2 separate regions of the Homo sapiens genome follow, and region 2 is linked to region 1. The links are chromatin contacts, found by Hi-C or POLR2A ChIA-PET in ENCODE. All regions are on one chromosome and are shown on one strand. Each heading gives the region's core, a stretch centred on a gene start or an enhancer-like site at or near the end of the contact. The rest is flanking DNA. Distances are from core to core; before and after follow the strand shown. Region 1 overlaps FMN1 (formin 1). Region 2 has its middle 32 kb from the start of RYR3-DT.

What was found. Hi-C counts contacts between places; a loop is a spot of excess contacts on that map. ChIA-PET counts read pairs that join two places held with the same protein, here RNA polymerase II (POLR2A). Pooled maps may share reads with other maps.
Region 2: a map of mammary epithelial cell shows a loop between it and region 1 (10-fold over the local background). The contact joins two enhancer-like sites. A Hi-C loop is called at or near these places in 1 of 168 maps with a recorded cell type or tissue (mammary epithelial cell) and 4 of 50 pooled maps. POLR2A ChIA-PET finds 5 or more read pairs at or near these places in 1 of 52 experiments (OCI-LY7).

Annotation. Positions count from the first base shown.
Region 1 is chr15:33,081,929-33,086,231 of GRCh38, forward strand. All of the region lies in intron 5 of FMN1 (formin 1), which reads right to left. Among named protein-coding and RNA genes, the nearest start is that of FMN1, 110 kb to the right of the region's middle. Within about 2 kb of position 1,808, at least 3 of the 41 ENCODE cell types and tissues checked have a DNase peak (open chromatin) inside an H3K27ac peak, as active enhancers do; they include mammary epithelial cell, where a contact is called at or near this core.
Region 2 is chr15:33,276,667-33,280,969 of GRCh38, forward strand. No RefSeq gene overlaps it. Among named protein-coding and RNA genes, the nearest start is that of RYR3-DT, 32 kb to the right of the region's middle. Within about 2 kb of position 2,330, at least 4 of the 41 ENCODE cell types and tissues checked have a DNase peak (open chromatin) inside an H3K27ac peak, as active enhancers do; they include mammary epithelial cell, where a contact is called at or near this core.

The sequences.
Region 1 (4,303 bases), core at 558-3,057:
AGCTAATTCAGTAAAAAGTATGCAGGGCCTCACAGGTGAGAAGGGGATTGTGATGAGCCTTGGAAACCAGAATCAACAAGAAGAGTTCAGGGGTGTGTGTGTGTGTGTGTGTGTGTGTGTGTGTGTAAGACGGAGTCTCGCTTTGTCACCCAGGCTGGAAAACAATGTGTGTGTGTGTGTGTGTGTGTGTGTGTGTGTGTGTGTAAGACAGAGTCTCGCTCTGTCACCTCTGCCTCCCAGTTCAAGCGATTCTTCTGCCTCAGCCTCCCGAGCATCTGGGATTACAGGCGCCCACCGCCACGGTCGGCTAATTTTTGTGTTTTCAGTAGAGACGGGGTTTCATCATGTTGGTCAGGCTGGTCTCCAACTCCCGACCTCAGGTGATCCACCTGCCTCGGCCTCCCAAAGTGTTTTAAAAGCTGGCATGCAAAATCTTATTTCCAGAGAGTACTGCCACCAGGATATAATCCTAATGACTACTTACCTGTTTCCTGCTTTTCATATCTTTGTTTTCAATTTCAGGCCATACCTCTTTTTAGGGTCTTTTCTACCCACCCATGTCTTTGTTTATAGACACATTACAAACTATTCTCCATGGTGAGCATTCCTCTCCAATGGTATCTTCAGGAAACTGCACTTGTTATAAGAATTTAGGCCCCAGTGCTTCTCTAGTCTCTGACTATATTCAGTTGCCTTTGATAAATCTGGTTGAAAGTGCCCTAGGACCTGAGATGCATGGCTAATGGTAGCTCCTAGTTCAGTGGAACATAAAAAACTGACTCTTCAGGCTAACTTCTTAATATTCATGTCCTAAATGGGCGCTCCGGGGTGACTGATAGATGCTACCCAAGGGCAATTCACACATTTGGATCTTGTTTCAAAAGTAATATCTAGGAGTGATAGAGTTAGTTAATAAAATATAGGATACCCAGTTAAATATGAATTTTAGATTAAAAAAAACCAAAAAATTTTGTAATATAGGCATGTCCCATACAATATTTGGAAACTTCATGGCCCAAAAGTGGAGCTGACAGAGCTTTGGGTTCAGTCTTTCCAGAGCTTTGTAGTTTGCCCATAATAGTCTACAGAATTTGCTTGACCAGGATTTGCAGGATAATTACCCAAACAGAGCTTCCCTACACAGCAGTCTAGCATCTACACCAAAGTACCAGTTGTGTGATATACTGATATAATGAGAAATACACTGTATATTTCGTCTTCATCTGGGTCCTGGACAGAACTTCTAAAACCCTCGTAACTTCTTAAGTGATAAGAGCCATAGAAGTAGTAATAATATTTGGATATACTCAAATATATTCAAATATATATAGAAGTTGTAATATTTGTTTTTTGTCCTCAGCTTCTGAAACAGCTCAGAAACAATATTGGTGAAAGGGGCATCTTTTGTTATTCAGAACAAGCCCCTTTCAACTACACTTGAACTTATGTTAATGAGGTGACTTTTAGAGGATGGGAGGCTGGTTGCCAAGGGAACCTTGTGATTAGGGTTGGCATTTTGCGTCCCAACAACTCACCTCCAGGAGGGTAGAGAGGCTAAAGGTTGAGCTAATCACCAATGTAATGAAATCTGCATAAAAACCCTACCCAAAGAAGTTCTGTCTCCACAGGGACAGACGCTCTTGTGCTCTGGACCCTTCCAGACCTCACCCTATGTATCTCTTGATCTGGCTATTCATTTGTATCCTTTAAAAATATCCTTTGTAATAAATTGGTAATGTCAGAGACGTTTGAACCACAGCGACTTCATCTTGAATAGGGGATGGGTAAAATAAGGCTGAGACCTGCTGGGCTGCATTCCTAGTAGATTAGGCATTCTTAGTCACAGGATAAAAAAGAAGGTTACCACAAGATACAGGTCACAAAGACCCTGCTGATACAGGATGTCATAAAGAAGCCAGCCAAAACCCACCAAAACCAAGATGGCTACAAAAGTGACCTCTGGTCATCCTCACGGCTCATTACATGCTAATTATAACGCATCAGCATGCTAAAAGACACTCCCAACAGTGCCATGACAGTTTGCAAATGCCATGGTCATGTTGGGAAGTTTGCTTATATGGTCTAAAAAGGGGAGGGACCCTCAATTCCAGGAAATCCCTGCCCCTTTCCTGGAAAACTCATGAATAATTCACCCCTTATTTAGCATACAATTAAGAAATAACTACAGGTATATTCAGTCAAGCAGCCCACACCACTGTGCTCTGCCTATGGAGTAGCTATTCTTTTATTCCTTTACTTTCTTAGTAAACCTGCTTTTACTTTATGGACTTGCCCCAAATTCTCTCTTGTGTAAGGTCCAAGAACCCTTTCTTGGGGTCTGGATCAAGACCCCTATCTGGTAACAGTAATAGTCAGTAAATTGTTTCCTTGGGTTGTACAAGTTATCCTAGCAAATTACTGAACCCGAAGAGGGGGTCATAGGAACCTATTTGTATCCAAGTTGGACAGAAGTTATGGGTAACCTGGGAACCCACTACTTGTGACTGGCATCTGAGGTGTGGCAGTTTTGTGGGACCGAATCCTTAACTTGTGGGATGTGGCTACAGTTCCAAGTAGATCGTGTCAATTGAATTGTGGGACATCTAGTTGGTGTCTACAGGCAATTGGGGAATTGCTTGTTATGAAAAACACGTACACTTGGGTCTCAGAATGTCAGAAGTGTTGTGAAGGTAAAGGAGGTTTTGTTTGTTTGTTTGTTTTCATTTAGTTTGTTAAATAGATGCCCCCAGAGTCTTCCTAGTGCTTGTCCTACACCAACCCCACCTCCTGCCATTCCCCAAGGAACCCCTGAGTCTTCTCATAGTTTAGTAACTAAAAGATGAATGCCCAGCTAAATGAGGGGACTTAGTAACAGCTGTAGCCTTAACACCAGTGTCCATCCTGACTCACGGATGCCAACTCCCACCAATTATTTCAAGTATGAGATGTTTTACCTTTCATCACGTACTAATGAGAGTCAGTGTAGCCACAGAAAAAGGCTTAAGAAAGTTAACATCCTGATTGTGACGCTGCAAGTCAGGTTTAAAACTGGAAGCACGGCAGTGCTGGTCCAATGTCTCAGGCTGATCAATATATTGCTTAGAGTCCAAAGCCCACCAGAGGAAAGGGGTTTTTGTGAGCTGCTAGTCATTAACAGCAGGCTATTTTTTTCTTCTTTTTTTACTTTTTGATTTCTGTAAGCTATTGGGAAACAGGTGCTGTTTGGTTACATGAGTTAAGTTCTTTAGTGGTGATTTATGAGATTTGCACCCATCACCCAAGCAGTATACACTGCCCCAATTTGTAGTCTTTTATAGGATACACATTTGTTCTAAATAAGTAGAATCCTTTCAGATAGAAACCTTACCTAGAATATCAATATTTAAACATATAGGAGTCAAATCACACTGTCCAAAGAGGGGAGAAGGGCTTGAGGTGAGGAAGGAAACACAGGGCCCAAACTATAAAAACTGTTGATTCAGAAAATAATCTAAAAAAACTATTTTAGTTTTATAATTCTGATTAATGAAAAACTAAGCAACATACTAATATATACTGTTTAATTACACAGTATTTATATATACAAATATATATATCACATGTATTTATACATATATTAAAATTATACATATATACATATGCATAATTTATATATCATATATGTAATATATAAATATATAAAGCCCATAAAAGGCTAGTTCAGGAAATAGACATTTTTCATCTAGTGATAAATATCAAAAAACCTAAAAATACTTATAGAAAAGAATCCACCTCCTAGAATTTTATCATAAGGAAATAGTCCTAAATAATGGGGGGAAAGGGTATAGGAAAAATTGTATTTGTAGTCACGCTATTTTATTTCTAAATAGTGGTCCTATTCCAAAACTGGAAACAACTTCAATATCCAATAACAGAGAAATAATTAAATAAATTTTGGCATATCATTTCATGGAATATTCATCACTTAAAACACATCTGTAACGAGCTTGCAACAGCCTGGATAAGCAGTTTAAGAGTAATTGTTTGAAAGAGAGAGGAGGAGACCAGGTGCGGTGGCTCACGCCTGTAATCCCAGCACTTTGAGAGGCTGAGGCAGGCGGATCATGAGGCCAGGAGATCCAGACCATCCTGGCTAACACAGTGAAACCCCGTTTCTACTGAAAATACAAAAAATTAGCTGGGCGTGGTGGCATGCGCCTGTAGTCCCAGCTACTCAGGAGGCTGAGGCAGGAGAATCGCTTAAACCCAGGAGGCGGAGGTTGCAGTGAGCCAAGATTATGCCACTGCGCTCCAGCCTGAGCGA
Region 2 (4,303 bases), core at 1,080-3,579, 200 kb after region 1:
TTTACTCATTGGGTATTCTTAACACCCATGTCAAAGATTAACTAACCACATATATGTGAGTTTATTTCTGGGCTTTCTATTCTGTTCCATTGGTCTATATGTCTGCTTTCACATCAGTACTATACTGTTTTGATTACCGTAGCTTTGTAAGATATTTTGAAATTAGGATGTGTGACACTTCTAGCTTTGCTTTTCTTGCTCATAATTGCATTGGTTTTGGTGTCTTTTGTGATTCTATACAAATTTTAGGGTTTCTTGTATTTTCTGAAAAATGTTGAAATTTTACTACAAATTGCATTGAATCTGTAGATCATTTTGGGTAGTATGGGCATTTTAACAATATTGATTCTTCTGTCCATGAATATGGGATGGAAATTTCATTTATGAGGGAACATGGGCAAAGCAAACTCCCAGGGTGTTTGTCGTGTTCTGGTGGAGCACTCTGCTGGCTGCTCAAACTGCTGCCATGGTCTTTAGCACATGTGAATTATACCTCTGAGAAGGTGCTGAACTGTGTGCTCTGAGTGCCTCCTCTACCCTTTCCCCAGGCCCTCACCCAGGGCTGGGACCCACACTTGATTGGGGATGGAGATTGGGATGACTGAGCGCAGAAAAAGTCAGAACGACAACTGATGAAAACAGAAGTCTGAAAGAATGTCCAGGATCTTAATAGTGGTTGTCTCTGGGAGAGTATTATTTATTTTGTTGTATTTTGCTTGTCTAAGTTTTCTGAAATAAACAAATAGGAGGAAAAGGTTGGAAATGTTTGTTTTAATGTATACAGGAAAGAAAAGTTAGATTCAGAGACTCTTATGACAGCAGTGTATCTCCAAAATGTCCAGGAGAGAAAGTAGCCCACCCCAGGGGTAGCTGTGGCCCTAGAGGGGCTGCAGTGGATCCACCCCAACGTCAATGTGCATCAGAATTTACCCAACTAGTTCCACTTGCTGTAATGCCATGCTCACCAAACAACATTCTGATAATAATTTAGTATCCCAGGAAAATTGTCTTCAGGGAGAAGCTGCACTCACTGAACACAAGCATCCACCCTCCTGTTAGTTACATTTTCTTCATTAAAAATTAATACATTCACTTTCTGTATTTGGTTTTTGAGATGATGGATTTTTTTTTTCAGATCCCAGCTGAGAACAACAATCCTCTCTCTGTCTAGCTATTGTGTTTGCCCTGGTGTGTCCTGGGGCAGATGCAGGCTCTGCTTCTCCTCTGATAGTGGGAAGGGAATTTGAATTTCAGTGAACAACTGTAACCAATTATTGGAGTCATTGCAGAAGATCAGATATTTTATTGAAACGATGTCAGAGAATAGAAAGGTTTAATTAGACAGGGTTATGGACCCCTTTTCATTGAAATCATATTTATTCAAAGATTATCTGTAGCATTTTGAATTTAATTCCTTAGCATAACAGTGGAGAGAAATAGAAACTTGCAAAACCAATTATAACAGTTCATCAAAGCATTCAAGAAGGATATATAGCTGATCAAAAAGCTCATGTAACCTGTATTTCCTATCCTGGCAATAGGGCTGCAGAGGAGAAGACAGAACAGGCACTGTACCCTGTCTAACTCGGTAGGTGGTGGGATAACTCCATGTGTCTCCATTCATTCCCCATCATTAATTATGACCACTGCTCTAACCCCATTTTTCTGTAGTGTGACTAATTAAATAGATTTTTATATATACATAAAATTGTATATTATATTGTTATATATATATATTAGATATAGATAGATGGAGTTGATTTGTTGTCACTTTTTCCTATAGTCTGATACTCAGTTTTATGTTCCTATGTTCCCATTAGCTCAAGGCTTGGGCTTCAGAAGGGAAGAAAATGAAGATCTTAGCTTCTAGAACTTACCTTTGGTTCTCTTGTCCTTTTCACAAACTTGACAGTGTTGAAAATGAGGTTCATTGTACCACACAAGAAAAAGGTAGTCCTGCCTTAAAAAGTCATTTAAATTTCTATTCTTAAGGGTTTTTGCTTAACCAGTTTTGTAAGTTTAAAAGCTTTTAAAGGCAAACTTTATGGAGATGGAGATGGTATTTCTAAATTCTAAAGCTCTTTTCTTTAACAGATTAATGCTTGATGGTACTGACCTTAGAGTCTTAGGTGGGAGGAGGCCTGTGAAAAAAGATGGGAAAATGAGAAGCCTAAAATTTTCAACACTTTCAAGTTTATGAAAAGGACAAGGGAACCAAAGGTAAGTTCTAGAGGCTAAGGTCTTCATTTTCTTCCCTTCTGAAGCCCAAGCCTTGAGCTAATGGGAACATAGGAACATAAAAGTGAGTCACCACTGAGTCATCCACAACCCTCAGGCTCAGGGCTGCTTTCCCAAGAGAAGCCGGAGGAGGCAGAAACCCCCTGGGGAGTGTGGCACTCTGCTTGGCTCCATGTCCAACATGGCATCAGAGTCATGGAGCAGGGGGAGCTGACGGGACAGGTGAGGCTGGGGCAGTGCTCCTGGCTCCCCCAAAGCCTCAGCCTGCCTGCAAGGATGCCTATGTGCCCTGTTCAAGTGATGGGAAGTGCTGGGAGAGCCAGAGCACCAGCAGGATGAAGAGGCTCCCATGAGAGGGGTCTTTATAAAGGTGCAGGTAGCTGGGACCCAGACTCCAGAGATGAGTACCAGTGCAAGATCTGAGAAGGTTATAGGGGATGGGCCATAACACAGTGGTTACCAGTTAAGTGTATAGATCAGATGAGCCATCCTACAGCAGCAAGCCCCCAAAGGATACCCACCGCAGGAACACTGTAAGGTGTCTGATCCATCTCTTAGGAAGGAGAAAGATAGTAAAGCAGCACTCTTGAAGGCTGAGGATTTACCCAGAGACTGTGTCATCCAAAATGTATGAATCATGCCAGGCCCCGTAGGAAATTGAACTTTGAATAATATGATTACTTAACCAAAAGGAGACTGTTTAAACCCTAAGAGACAGAAACTCTAATTAGCAAGTTAATTAGCAAGTACCTAGAGGGGGTGGAGGCTTACAGGAAATTAACTACAACTTCTTTGTACATGTGAGTATATAGTCTGAGTTATTTGTAACCCTGCTACATTGGCTAAGTAAAACACATGAAACCCCAAGGAAAGTTCTTTCTCTTAGCTTTGCTTTGATTGCAAAGTGTGCTTGCTTAGTAAGGGAGACAAAGGGCTGGGTGGACCCAGTCTACCTAACTTACCCTACCCCATGTCCATGACCTCCGTCACTGTCCACCCTTTTAGGTTGTGCCTGTGAATATTCCCCTCACCCCACAGTGAATCATTCCCCTAGACCGCTTCCTTTTCCCCAACTCACAGTGGCTAAAACAATCAGGAAATGTATTACCTTCCCTAACTGAAAGTCCAGAGGCTTCAGGCTAAATTGATTCAGTGGCTCAGCAATGCTACCAAGGCCCTGATTTTGTTCCATCTCTCGAGTCTGTTATTATTAGTGCTGTCTCAGCTCTCAGCCTGGTGGAAGTTGGCTGCAGCGGTTCTAAGAGTCGCGTGCAGACACTGTCTTTCTTTTTTAATTTTTTTTAAATTATACTTTAAGTTCTAGGGTACATGTGCACAACATGCAGGTTGGTTACATATGTATGCATGTGCCATGTTGGTGTGCTGCACTCATTAACTCGTCATTTACACTAGGTATATCTCCTAATGCTATCCCTCCCCTCTCCCCCCACCCCACAACAGGCCCCGGTCTGTGATGTTCCCCTTCCTGTGTCCAAGTGTTCTCATTGTTTAATTCCCACCTATGAGTGAGAACATGCAGTGGTTGGTTTTTTGTCCTTGTGATAGTTTGCTGAGAATGATGGTCTCCAGCTTCATCCATGTCCCTACAGACGACATGAACTCATCATTTTTTATGGCTGCATAGTATTCCATGGTGTATATGTGCCACATTTTCTTAATCCAGTCTATCATTGATGGACATTTGGGTTGGTTCCAAGTCTTTGCTATTGTGAGTAGTGCCGCAATAAACATACGTGTTCACGTGTCTTTATAGCAGCATGACTTATAATCCTTTGGGTATATACCCAGTAATGGGATGGCTGCGTCAAATGGTATTTCTAGTTCTAGATCCCTGAGGAATTGCCACACTGTCTTCCACAATGGTTGAACTAGTTTACAGTCCCACCAACGGTGTAAAAGTGTTTCTATTTCTCCACATCCTCTCCAGCACCTGTTTCCTGACTTTTTAATGATCGTCATTCTAACCGGTGTGAGATGGTATCTTATTGTGGTTTTGATTTGCATTTCTCTGATGGCCAGTGATGATGAGCATTTTTTCATGCAG